Regions from separate parts of the Homo sapiens genome. Here region 2 is linked to region 1. Evidence: chromatin contacts called from ENCODE Hi-C or POLR2A ChIA-PET data. All regions are on one chromosome and are shown on one strand. Each heading gives the region's core, a stretch centred on a gene start or an enhancer-like site at or near the end of the contact. The rest is flanking DNA. Distances are from core to core; before and after follow the strand shown.

Region 1 (7,069 bases), core at 1,245-3,744:
CAGAAGAGCCAGAGAAATAAGCAAAGCCATGATGGAATTTGAACTCACACTACCTTTCTACCAGATCAAACCAGACAAGTAACGGCTGTTCTGAGGATTTACGGTATGGCCTAAGGCCACTGTTAAACAACAAAGCTGCCAGAGTCAAAGCACATAATCACTCTTACTTGCCCTCGACCAGAGTGTGATGTCACTGCATTTCGGAGAAGGCCTCCCTGCACAGGACTATATATCCAGATTTAACATAACCTAGTTTCTACCAAATATAGGTTGTCAAAGTCCCTCCTCTCCTATATCTCCCTCCAGTTCCCCAAAAGAGAAACTGAGCAGCAAAATAAGATTAATACCTTGGGTAGAATAAGGTCAGAAAAAAATTAATAGGGTCTTAATTCAAATGGCTCTCTGGGAAGCTAAATTAGTTTGTAAAGTCACTAAACCCTTCTTTTCACAAAGTGGGACTTTACAAAGCTCAGTGCTCATAGTGAAAAACTGGCCAAAGTTAACCAAATTATAAAGCAGAAATGTCATTCCAGTAATCTTTTATTATAAAGGTGAGAGGTGCCAAATTCATTTCTAATCAAATATTCAGTAATAATGCAAAGACAATAGCATCATCAGGTATTACCTTGCTCATAAGAAATTATGAGACACAAAAGCTAAAATCACCTGTGATTTCTATTTAAACATAACAGACTACAAAGTAGCTTCTTAATATTATAACGAAGCAAAGGAGTTCAAAAGTTTTACATCTAATTCTTAACCAAAATAACATTAAACTCTGGAAAACCTAAGGCTAGAAGGAAAGAAAGGACAAGAGAAAGGAGAACGTGCCCTATTTAATATATTCCTTGCTCAGCTTCGTTCAAACCTGTGCCTAAAAAGTTAGTATTTCAAAATATGGATCTTTTAAGGAAAGAAAGAATGAAAGAACTGGACTTCCTTGAGTTTCTTCATACACAGTCAGAATATTAGATTTATATTGATTTTACCACCCAGCTTTTAGTGAGGATGTTTGCATTATACATCATCCTTTCTGCTTCCTTGAAAGTTTCAACGGCTAAGATACTGCAAACAGTTCTCACCTTACCAGCACGCTTAGTCATCACTGGAATGTCTTAACACGTTTTCTTATAGAGCTGCACCTCCTTCATCTGCTGCTTTCTATTACTACTTTGTAAGTGTACCCTGAGGCTAAGCAATTGAAGTATACAAGGAAGGTAACTAATCATTTAAATTGATTCTCATTGAGACCACCTTCTTTCTTAGTCATTCTGCCTTTCTAAGCTTAATGCATTTACTTTCTTTTAAACCACAATGGTTATGATAAGTCTTTGGCAGTTTTCAAAACATTTTTTCTTCTCAAAAGTCAAGTTTGGCTGGGCGCGCTGGCTCACGCCTGTAATCACAAAACTTTAGGAGGCCGAAGCGGGAGGATCGCTTGGGCCCAGGAGTTCGAGACCAGACTGGGCTACACAGTAAGACCCTGTCACTAAAAATACAAAAATAAAATAAAATAAAAGTCAAAAGTTTAATGAAGCATCCGCGTGAGTTCAATAAAGGCCTGTCCCCCCCCACCCCACCCCTCCAATAGAAGACTACTCTTGAAAACAAGCAGCATGAACAAATGATTTGGATTCAAATGATAAGGAAATAACAGGACGTTCCAGTTTCTTTACTTTCAGCTTAATCTACAGCCTTTCCCAAACCAGACCATTACTGCAGAGCCCAGAAAAAGAAAAAAAAAAAAAAGATGCTGGGTTAAGATTTGCCCCCATTTGCTTCCCCCTCTCTTACATCGGGTCAATTCTGGAGGTTACTCTTTCCTTCCTCCAAGAGTAAGGAATGCCTCTTCTTTCCCCAGGTGGTCAAGATTCTAGCGATATGCTCCTCCATTACGGAGCAGGGAAGAGGTTGTCTCTTACCCTCAAGTTACCCGAGAGACGACGTTCGCCCATCAATGAGCAAACCTTTGAGGGAATCCCTTTTCCCTTTGGCTTGCTGGACACGTCTCAGCCTCTCAGTGAACGACGCCGAGCGGGGAAGAAAGACGGTTCCCCCCACGGCCTCCAGGCTCTATCAGCCACACCCCTGGCCTCTGGTCCCCCTAAACCCTCAATTCCGAAACACATCTTCCCCTCCTGCCCCCAACTACCTGCTGCCACACCCGAGGATTCCCTCACCGCACCACAGGCATCATGGTAGAGACCCTTTCTCCAACCTTTTCCCTCTCAATGGTCACACCCGACGGTTCCCTGCATCATCAACGGTCACGCTCTTAGGATTTCCTCGCCTCCGCCGGTCTCCGACCCAGCCTGGTGTTACCCTTCTCTCCGTCCCCGACCCCGTCAATTAGGGACACACCCTAAAGGCAACCGCCCTGAACTCACCGGAGGCGGAGGCGAAGGCGAGGGCGGGGGTGGCGGCGGGAGCCGGAGAGCACAGCCCAGGTGGTGGTGTAATGGTTTCCTGCCCGTCACGATTCTTTTCTAGGTCTAAGCCACTGCGCAAAACCCACTTTGCCAGGGACAAAGATGGTGGGCAGGAAACTCTGACGTCAGAGAACGTCGCCGCGTGACGTCATCGGGGTGCGCGGTAGACCTAGAAAGCCTGTGATCTCTTGTCGCCTTCCAGACCCAAAGATTTCCTTTGGTCCCGGCAAGCTAGCCCATCTGGGCCTCAGAGGATGTTAAGTGGCTACTCCAAAGGGATATATTTTAAAAAGCTGACAATGGATTTGTTTCCTCGCACAGAAATTCTCTGAAAAACGTAAACATAGAGATGATGAAATATCCTGTTCCTTTCTGAAAAAACAAAACCCCTCAGCTCATTTTCCTTCCAGGCTCAAGGGCGGACAATGGTGATATAGCCCAGGCCTATATACGGGCAGTGGGGCTAGAGGATAGTGCTGCACGTAAAAGAGGTTGAGGAGGCATTGGATGTGAGTTTGAATCCCTACCCTGAATGTGACTGAGACAGTTAATGTCTCATCAACCTTCTTATCTGTGAAATGAAGACAATGATAGTATCTCTCTCGGGCATGTGAAGTTTAAACCAGATAAATTAGGTAAAGTGCCTAGTATATAATAGGTGTGCTTACACAAAAGTAAGTTTCTTTCGGACACTAAGAGCTAGATTCCAGGACCTGGAACTGGAGAACAAGATTGATGATGTTAAATGAACTAGCTGTCCCTAAGGTTAATTTCAGGGTGTAAGGAAGGATGGAGAGCAAAGTGATGATTTTTCTCACATTTTGCCTATGAACTCTGTGAGTCAAAAAGTGTTTCAGTATTTTAAAACTTCATTCTTAAAAAAGTGATCAGAAGTACATTAAAATTTTGTATAACATACTCATGTATTATTATTTCCTCTGTTATTAAAATAGGGGAATAGGGGAAATTAGAAAGCCAGGTATAAGGTGAGAGAATGCAAACAGTTATGGTAAATCAGATAGCTGCATAATGTTATAGAATATTTTATGACAGAAAATTCATAAAGTGTTAAGCAAAAAAAGGACACCAAACAATACAGTATACAGTATGACTATATATGTATAGAAAAAAAAGGCTAGGATAGGCCAGGCGTGGTGGCTTACACCTGCAATCCCAGCCCTTTAGGAGGCTGAGGTGGGTGGATCACCTGATGTCGGGAGTTTGAGACCAGCCTGGCCAATGTGGTGAAACCCTGTCTCTACTGAAAAAACAAAAATTAGCTGGGGGTGGTGGCACACGCCTATAATCCCGGCTACTCAGGCGGCTGAGGCAGGAGAATGGCTTGATCCCAGGAGGTAGAGGTTGCAATGAGCCCAGATCTCGCCACTGCACTCCAGCCTGAGTAACAAAGCCAGACTCATCTCAAAAGAAAAAAAAAAAAAAAAAGCTTGGATATTCAGCAGAACGTTAAAAGTGGTTATTGCAGGATAGTGAGAGTTTTATTTTTCTTCCTAATATTTTTCTGTATTTTTCAAAGTGTTCTACAATGAACATGTATTTATTTCTATGTTGGGATGTGCCTTTTAAATCATATTGTTGAAAAATATGATACAGAAAAATGCTTTGAAATAAGAAAAAAAAAAAGATACAAAACTCTAAATCCAGAGGAGTATATATACCTATTAGTGGTTCCCTCTGGGTGCTGATTACAAATGTTATCTTCTTTATATTTGTTTTATTTTCCATTCCTTTCTCTGAAAAATGCATATATTTTAAGGAAAAATGAACCAATACTATTTTCAAAATATAGCATCAATCCGAAAGCTTTTCCAACTTCATTCTCTTCCACTTTTGGGTGAAAGTATGGACCAATCTCCCTTCTTTTCACCTTTTGGGACCATCACGGGCTCATAATCTAATGGGAGACCACTCAGGAAACTGTTGACATGATCCAGCCACACGATGATGGTGGTTTAAACAAATAACTGTTGATATTTATTATGATTTTATGTCAGTTACTCTGCTAAGTACATTTTTACATCCGCACCACCTGATAACCAAGTAGGTACTATTACTTCCTCTATTTTAAGAGATACAGAGAAGTTAAAAGGTAGAATTAAGATGGCTGGGCGCGGTGGCTCACGCCTGTAATCCCAACACTTTGGGAGGCTGAGGCGGGCAGATCACGAGGTCAGGAGATCGAGACCATCCTGGCTAACATGGTGAAACCTCATCTCTACTAAAAATACAAAAAAAAAGTAGCAGGGCGTGGTGGCGGGCGCCTATAGTCCCAGCTATTCAGGAGGCTGAGGCAGGAGAATGGCATGAACCTGGAAGGCGGAGCTTGCAGTCACACACACAGACACGCACACACACATACACACACACAAAGGTAGAATTAAGATTTGAACCCAGGAAGTCTGACACTAGGGCTGATAAGGCTTATGTTTTAGGTTAGGGCAAGGGAGGAACGGTGGTACTAGTCACTGAAAATAGGAAAATATAAGAAATGGCAGAAGTTTGGGGAAGAATAGGGAGGTGATGAGTTCATTTTATACGTTAGGTTAGAGTGAAGATCTCTACCCAAGAGGTACTTGATTATATGTGTCTGAAGATAAGGAATGATCTGGAGTTAAATTTGTGAACTGTGAGCATACAGATGATAATTCAATCTGTGGGCATGAACATTATTCATGAAGAATGTGGAGAGTGAGTGCTTGGGGTAGAAACAGATAAACCCAAGAATGCAAAGAGGACTGAGAAGGAGTAGTCAGAGAGGTAGGAGGAAAAGCAGAATAGTATATTTTAGGATGTTTTCAGAGTTTCATGAAAGTAGGGACTATACCAATCTGTTCACTCTTGCACACATGAGGCTAGCCCCATCACACACACACACACAAATTAATATATGTTGACTAAACGCATAAATAAGTGATCAACAATATTAGTTGCCATAGACAGGAGAAGGGCTAAAAAGTGTCTACAGGATTTAGTAACATGGAGGTATTTGATGTTATTGCTGAGAAATCAGTAGAGATATGAAGGCAAAAGTCATACTGCAGATGTTTGAGGATGGATTAGAAATGAGGAAATAAAAACAGGAGTTGCAGATAACTCATAAGAAAGTATGACCAAAGAAAGCAGAAATGGTATCTGAGGAAAACAGTGGCAAGGATTTTTTCTTTCTTGAGGCAGGGTGTTGCACTGTTGCCCAGGCTGGAGTGCAGTGGTGCCATTACAATTCACTGCAGCCTTGACCTCCCAGGCTCAAGCAATCCTCCTACCTAGCCTCCCAAGTAGCTGCGACTACAGGCATGTGTCACCACGCCTAGCTAATTTTCTTTTTTTGTAGAGAGGGGGTCTTGCCATGTTGCCCAGGCTGGTCTGCAACTCCTGGGCTCAAGTGATCCTCCTGCCTTGGCCTCCCCAAATGCTGGGATTATAGGCATGAGCCACCAAACTCAGCCAATTTTTTCAAGTTTAGTTCTATACTCATACATTTTCTCTACACTAACCCTTTAGCATACCATGGTTTTAATTATCTTTCTTACATATATGGCTCCAAAATCTCTTATCTCTAGCCTAGACCTATTCCCCAAATTTCATCACCAAATCGATAACTATACTGCTGGGTTAAATCATAAGGAATGGAGGAGGTTAGAAAAACCTGGTTACAGAGTTGGGCACAGCAGTTTACACCTATGATCCCAGCACTTTGGGAGGCTGAGGTGGGAGGATCACTTGAGCCCAAGAGTTTGAGGCTGTAGTGAGCCATGATCATGCCACTGCACTCCAGCCTGGGTGACAGAGTGAGACCGTCTCTAAAAAGAAAGAGAGAGAGAGAGAGAGAGAGAGAGAGAGAGAGAGAGAGAAAAAACTCGTTCAAGGTACAACTGCTAGCAGACAGAGGTAGATTTCGTAAAGATGTCATTAGAAAAATCTTCAAGAGGCTGGCCGTGGTGGCTCACGCCTGTGATCACAGCACTTTGGGAGGCCAAGGCAGGTGGATCACCTGAGGTCAGGACTTTGAGCCCAGCCTGGCCAACATGGTAAAACCCTGACTCTACTAAAAATACAAAAATTAGCCAGGCATGGTGGCACATGCCTGTAGTCTCAGGTACTAGGGAGGCTGAGGCAGGAGAATTACTTGAACCTGAGAGGAGGAGGTTGCAGTGAGCCGAAATCACACCACTACACTGCAGCCTGGGCAATAAAGTAAGACTCCATCTCAAAAAAAAAAAAAAAAAAAAAAAAAAAAAAAAAAAAAAAAAGGAAAAGGAAAAAAAAAGAAAAAGAAAAATATTTAAGAGCTTTGATTCATACCTCTCTGCTGTTCAAAAACTTTCATCAACTTCTCATTGCCTAACATGTTTGAAAGCTATTCTTCCCCCAGTTTCCTCCATCTATGTGCTTTCTTTGGTTTTCTCATCTATAAAATGGAGGAAGATAGTAACATCTAATCATAATATTGAACAATGAAATAAATTAAATGTAAAGCACTTAGAACTATGGCTGGCATATAGCATGGACTATGGAACTATTTCCTGTAATTGTGATTATTTTAATAAATTGCACTGAGCTGCTCAAGCCAGAAACCTAGGGGTCATTCCTGATTTCCCTTTCCTTCAACTGCCACATCC
Region 2 (7,069 bases), core at 656-3,155, 2.0 Mb before region 1:
ACAAACACACACATTATGCTAGGCATACAAAAGGTCAGGATCATCAGTCTCACTGTCTTCCACCCCCACTTCTCATCCCACCATTGTATCTGCTGTCTGTGGCTGACCAAAACATCATCATGTAGCACATGACTAGTGTGGCAAGTGCTCTGTTAGATGTAAGGCCATGATGCTAAAGCATCACAAGAGGGCATCTAACCCAGATTGGGGATGTCATGGAAGGCCGACATCCTGAGTTGAATCCTGCAAATGTAAAAACCAATAGGCAAAGAAGAGGAACAAAAAGGATTCCAGGACAAACTGAGGTCACATCTATGATCCTTGACTTTATTGTGTCTGTTTAAAGTATCTACAGTAACCTGTATCAACTTAGTCAGTGTATTAATACTAAATTTAGCTCCTTCAAAGCAGTTGGAACTATGTGCTACATAAATTTCAGCTTCACACAAGGAAGGGAAGGAGTGAAATTAGTGAACAGGCAGTTACAGCAAAAGAAAAAACATAAAAATTGAATAGCTGGCTCTGGTGAAATGAGCAAGGACTTTAGAGTCAAACTGGCCTGGATTTGAATCCTGATCCTCATTGCTTGTAGCTGTATGATCTGGACAAATGACAGTAACTGTTTCTAACCTTGATTTTCTCATCTGTAAGATGCCAATTGTAACTCCTAAGGATACTGAGGATTTTTTAAAATGCGTGTACAGTTCCTGACCAGTGGTTTGTGCCTAATAACTTATTACAAATTATTACCCAGTAAAAACCTTGAGACAAGAGTGAAAACGTAAAGCTAATTAATCCATTACTTGTTAGCAAGCAAACTACGTGCTTGAGAAAATTACTCAACTTTCATGTTTTACTTCCAGACAGTAGTTTGATTAAAAGAAAAAAAAAAATCACAGCCCAGGCATGTGGCTCACACCCTGGCACTTGGAGGCCGAGGTGGGAGCATAGCTTGAGCCTAGCAGTTTGAAACTAGCCTGGGCAACATAGATCCTATCTCTACAAAAAAAAAAAAAAAAAAAAAAAAAAAAATTGGCCCGGTGTGGTGGTGCATGCCTGTGGTCCCAGCTACTCAGGAGGCTGAGGCGAGAGGATCGCTTGAGCCAGGGAGGCTGAGGCTGCTGTGAGCCATGATCATGCCACTGCACTCCAGCCTGGACAACAGAGCAAGACCCTGTCTCAAAAAAAAAAAAAATCAGTAAAAAATATGCCGAAATAGCTTCAGAGTAATTATGAATTGCCTTCCAAAAACCACTGTTTTGCACTTGCCTGCAAGAATAGGAAAAACAAAAGGACTGTAAGGTGGCAGGATGGCAGAACCAAACAAGAGTAGTACACCTTGGAGTTTTTTCGAAATATGGGTTGGGTTTTTGGGCTCTTGGTTGATTTAAAATAAAATTTAAATGCCTTCAGCGTCTGTGATAGGTGCCAACATGAAGCTACCGAGTTCCAGAGAAAGAGGGGAGAGCTGATCACTCATCAGTGCTGCGAGACTATCAAAGGGCCCTTCAGGACCTATCTGTTCTTTGTGTGTAAAGAGTAACAATAAAAGAACACCAGTGTACCCACCGTATAGTTTAAAAATCAGGACTCAGCCTACTCTTTCCACTAACCGCGATCATGGTTTTCAAACGGAGGACCAACGGCGCTTTGCCACTGGGCCGCCAGCTGGGCCCTGCAGAGGGCCTACCAGACAATGAATCAGCTCCCTTGGAGAGGCGCCCGCGACCGCCCCACCAGCCCGAGAGCTAGAATTGAATCTGGGGGACCCCTGCGGCGCCGGGTCACGTGCCGTGGGCGCGCCACGCCTCCCCGAGGGCCGGGGGAGTCACGTGGGCGCGAGGCCCCGCCCCATCGCCCGGTCCGCGGCGAGGTGGGGCCTGGTGTTTGACCCGGAAGTGGCTGTGTTCAGCTGACAGCTGCTGATAAGGTGGCGGCGGCGAAGGCAGCGGCAGGTCGGGAGCAAGATGGCGCTGCGGCCAGGAGCTGGTTCTGGTGGCGGCGGGGCCGCGGGAGCTGGCGCGGGGTCCGCCGGGGGAGGCGGGTAGGTGTGAAGAGCCGGGCGGGAGCCCGCTGGCCTCCGCGGGGGCGGCGAGGGGCGCTTGGCAGTTATGGCAGTTTTCTCCAGCCCTGATCCTTTTCCTTGGAACTGGGCTGCGGGAGGAGGGTCATCCCCCAGGGACCCAGGCCGAAAGGGGCGTGTGGAGCCCAGGTGCTGGACGCTGGTGTTCCGGGATCAGTTGGGGGCGCCGGCCGCCTGGAATCGAGCGGGGAGCGAGCGCGCGCCCAGTGTGGGAGGGGAGAGAAGATGAGGGTCCTCTTGGGGTGGGGGGGGGCGGGGCAAATCAGGAACCGCGACTCCGCTCCTAGTCCTAGCTGCCTCTGAAGCGACCAGGGTCTTCCCTTTCCTTGGGCTTTCTAGACTTAACCGGATATGTTGGAGGGAGGGCTTTAAAAATCTGTTCACAAAGCTGGAGGACTGTTTCCAAGGGGGGTGTGTGTGTGGACTATTTGTCTCTTCCCCTTTTAGAGTGTCCTGTCCTCTTTATTTCCTTAACCCGCGACAAACAGCAGGAACATCTAAAGACCTCTGAATTAGTAATGGTCTTGAGATAGAGTTCTTGTCTTGTACACTAACTCTTAAGACTTGTCTGTCTTCTTTTTAAAAAGGCATTTAAAAACAAAGAAAGTGCACTGTTAAACAGCAGTTGCGCATTTATTAGAACAAAGCTTCCAGACTCAGCCCTTAAACAAATCTGCCCTCTGCCACATTTCAGCCAAGAACTGCCGTGGTTCTTATACCCAGAATGGTAAGGGAGATGTACGTTTTACAAGCTGACAGATTCGTTATCATTTAAGGAAATATTTTATTCTAGGAAGTTTTCACTCCACTTCTATAATGACCTAGTCTGATTTTGTTTTACTAACCAACACACAACAGCACACACATTTGGAGGTAAAAGTAGCTTTGCATCTTCAGTATCCTAAATTGTCTTTGGAAAACGAAGTGTTAGGTTTTTTTTTTATATGCAGTGTTTCAATTTCGGAGTCGTGAACACTACAAAAGTGTAAGGACCTTAAAGTTATCACCTCTTGCAGGTGCTTGTCAGGAAACGAGCAGTGGCTGTTCAATAAACCACCTGTGTGTAACCCCATTTTTCATTTCCTCTGCACATCTTTAACTTTAGATTTTTAAACTTTTTGCTTTCTCTTTTGTTCTCTCCGTTGTTTCATTAGAGGGTTTTTTAAAAAATAAATACTTCGTGTAAGCCAGTTTCTGGCTGGAGAAGAAACATATGTAATAATTCCCTTCTATTTGTTTTTTCTTTTTCTTTTGTCTTGTTTTTTTTTTTTTTTTTTTTTTTTTGAGAGGAAGTCTTGCTCTGTTGCCCAGGCCAGAGTGCGGCGGCGTGATCTCGACCCGCTGCAACCTCTGCCTCCTGGGTCCAAGCGATTCTCTTGCCTCAGCCTCGGAGCAGCTGGGATTACAGGTGCGCGCCACCATGCCCGGCTAATTTTGTTGATTGATCGATTGAGACAGAGTCTCGTTCTGTCACCCAGGCTAGAGTGCAGTGGCACGATGTCGGCTCACTGCAACCTCGACCTCCCGGGTTCAAGCGATTCTTCTGCCTCAGCCTCCCAAGTAGCTGGGATTACAGGCGTGCGCCACCACGCCCAGCTAATTTCTGTATTTTTAGTAGAGACGGGGTTTCACCATGTTAGCCAGGCTGGTCTCAAACTCCTGGCCTCAAGTGATCCGCCCACCTTGGCCTCCCAAAGTTCTAGAATTACAGGCTTGAGTCACCACGCCCGGCATCCTCTATTTATTTCCTATATGTGATTACAGTTTCTAAAATGTCCCTGGATGGTATTAATTTGATCAAGTATATGATTAATCATGGCACCAAGTTCTGGGAAAATGTAAACTTAGAAGAATTGATATCTAGGCCCAAATTTTTATTTACTTAAAAAATGTTTTTGGATGGGGAGGACCTCAGGTTCAGAAATTCAAGTGCATTATTCCCTTTAGTTTGCAGTATTTGAGTATCATTGGTCCATGGACACAAATTTTTAAAATAAATATGGGTTGAATTTTGATAGAAATTAGAATGATTTTAAAATTTCCCCCCTTTGTAAATGTAGCAACATCTGCATTCTAAAACTGTAAACGATATACAGGAGAGAAAGAAGTGGTTAAAATGATTCTTACCTTGAAAAATGTATGGTACATATGTTACATATATTGGCAACTTTCTGAGGCTGAGAAGCTGTATCCTCAATAGAAAAAGGAATATTATTTTTTTTAGAGAGTAATGGTGTAAAGGCTGAAGTTATTTTATTTCCTTTTTAATTTTCTTTTTGCCACCCACCCTCCCTGAAATTATTTTATAAGGAAACTTAACATTATGGCAACCTAAGTATATTTGAAGAAAAAAAACAGGCAACTTCTCTACACCTTTAATGGAGAAAATCCATGAACTATAACTGACTGTATTGTTTAGATACTTCTCTATATTCTAAGAGGCTAAGCAAAACACAATAACGTTTTCCAAATTTAATATTACCCTACTTTTGATTGGTGTCCTGGATGAGCTACTTTAGAATAAATGGTAGAGTTGTATAAAGGGCAAAATTTGCCCAAGAGATGAGAAGTATAAATTTTTTTTTTCTTTAATCAAGGCAGAAAAAAAAAAGAGTTGAAAGATCTGGATTAGTCTGTAGTCATTGAATGCTTACATGGGTAAGGTACTGTTCTTGATGCTGTAATGAATTAAAAAGACATCAAAACATGGTCCCCATCCTTGGAGAATGTACAAAATAACTGTGGTACAAAGTAAAGTGGAACAAAGAGGTCACGTTCTTCTGGGATGTTATCATCTGTGAACTTGTCTATTTTTTCCTGATCTTTTACAAGCTTTTAGAGGGCTTCCTCATCTTTTCTTCTTTCACTGCTTCTAGCACATTTTTGCACATAAAAAACATTCTGTAAATATTTGTGGATTTCAGCTATATCAAAGGCAAAGAAGTGGTATTTCATTTGGCCCACAGAGTTAGAGGAAGAGGAAGCGGTCAAGAGATCGTCACAGAGATGGGAAGGCCTAGTCAACACTAAGGAAACGATGTACCTGCAGTGCCAGATGACTGTGGCTCTGAGTGGCAGAGAAGAGTTTTGTGAGATAAAACTGCAAAGTAGAGTTGTGCCCAAACTAGAGAGGGCCTTGAGTTTAAACTAAGGAAATTCAGTTTCAGGGAAATCATTTCATAGTTTTAACTTCAGGGGTGCGTCTTGCTAAAGGACCATTTAATTATTGCGTAATGGTCCATCATTTAGAAAGATGTCTCTCACTTGTGCTGCATCAGATGAATTAGAAACCAGAGTCTGGAGGTGGGGAGATCCATTAGGAAGTCTTTATGTAGGAGTTTAGGCCTAAGAAGTGAAGCCTAGTGTCAAATCTAGGTTAGTAGCAAAGGTAACTGAAAAGGAGGGACGGATGAGATAGGTAAGTGACAGAGCTCTGCTTTCATACCGAGATGTCAGTAATATAAGAATTAGTGGTTTTACCTTTGAAATTAAATTGTTGGTCACCTTCCTGCCCAGTTTTTTGCCAAGCTTTTACTGTCTTATTAATGCCTTAACTGCTTATCTAACCAATCTTTAAGCATGTTGTTATTAGTTGTCTAAACATTTCAGAGAAAAATATGAATTTTTCATAGGTCACTAAGCAGTTCGATTTGCTAAATTCTTACTAGAGAAAGTCATGTTTGACAGTATTTTGTTTTTATTTCATTTTCAAAGTAACCTTTATACATCTGTTTATGTATTCATGTCTATGTGATTGTCTTAGCTGAGACTTTAGCAGCCTTGATTCTACGTCCTCATTTGACAGAGGGGAAACCAGACAGGGGGTAAAGGAGATTGCACAGAGCTTCACAGTTACTTTATGGCAAAGCTGGAAGAAAGAAAATATACACGAGTTTCCAATTCTTTTGAGCCTCTAGGCCATATGACTAATTTAAATGTTTAAGCCTGATTTTTAAAAATCTTGACAGCTTGATTACTTAAATGTATTCATTGCTCCTGAATGTATCAATTTTAGCATATGAGTAATGTCTTTAAAAACTGAATACAGGCATACCTCATTGCAGTTAGCAGATACAGTGTTTTTTATAAATTGAAGGTTTGTGGCAACTCTGCATTGAGCAAGTTTATCCGCGCAATTTTTCCACAGCCTGTGTTCACTTCATGTCTCTGTCACATTTTGGTAATTCTCACAATATTTCAAACTCTTTCATTATTATTATTTGTTATGGTGATCTGTGATCAGTGATCTTTGATGTTACTAGTGTAATTGTTTTGGAGCACCACAAACCCAGCTCGTATAAGACAGCAAACGTAATTGATAAATGTTTTGTGCAGTCTGACTGCTCTACCTACCAGCTGTTCCCCGGTCTTCCTCTCCAAGGGCCTCCATATTCCCTGAGACATAACAGTATTGAAATTAGGCTGATTAACCCTACAGTGGCCTCTAAGTGTTCAAGTGAAAGGAAGAGTCGCCCATCTCTCCCTTTAAATCCGAAGCTAGAAATGATAAAGCTTAGTCATTAAGTGTTGAAAGCTGAGGTAGGTCAAAAGCGAGGCCTCTTACACCAGTTAACTAAGTTGTGAATGCAGAGGAAAAGTTCTTGAAGGAAATTAAAAGTCCTATTCCAGGAAACACAAATGTTAAGAAAGTAAAACAGCTTTATTGCTGATATTGAAAAAGGGTGAGTGGTCTGGATAGAAGATTAAACCACCCTTAACATTCCCTTAAGCCAAAGCCTAATTTGAAGCAAGATCCTTAGTCTCTTCAATTCTGTAAAGGCTGAAGGCTGAGAAATAGGTGAGGAAGCTGCAGAAGAAAAGTTGGAAGCTAACAGGTCAGTTTATGAGGTTTAAGCAAAGAAGCTATCTCCATAACAAAAAAGTACAAGGTGAAGCAGCAAGTGCTGATGTAGAAGCTTTAGCAAGTTATTCAGAAGAGCTAAGATCATTGATGAAGGTGGCTACGCTAAACAATAGATTTTCTTT

What was found. A loop is a pair of places that touch in the nucleus more often than their neighbours do. ChIA-PET counts read pairs that join two places held with the same protein, here RNA polymerase II (POLR2A). Pooled maps may share reads with other maps.
Region 2: a map of B cell shows a loop between it and region 1 (18-fold over the local background). The contact joins the promoter of SYNRG here to the promoter of AP2B1 in region 1. A Hi-C loop is called at or near these places in 1 of 168 maps with a recorded cell type or tissue (B cell) and 10 of 50 pooled maps. POLR2A ChIA-PET finds 5 or more read pairs at or near these places in 2 of 52 experiments (A673 and CD8-positive, alpha-beta memory T cell).

What each region holds. Positions count from the first base shown.
Region 1 is chr17:35,582,747-35,589,815 of GRCh38, reverse strand. AP2B1 (adaptor related protein complex 2 subunit beta 1) reads right to left here and starts at 2,494. Exons shown (of 22, transcript NM_001030006.2): 1 at 2,388-2,494. RefSeq lists enhancers at 1,978-2,087, 1,349-2,548, 2,518-2,687 and a silencer at 2,318-2,437.
Region 2 is chr17:37,604,254-37,611,322 of GRCh38, reverse strand. SYNRG (synergin gamma) reads left to right here and starts at 1,905. Exons shown (of 22, transcript NM_007247.6): 1 at 1,905-2,044. The coding sequence starts at 1,968. It overlaps DDX52 (DExD-box helicase 52), which reads left to right. Exons shown (of 15, transcript NM_007010.5): 15 at 1-1,584.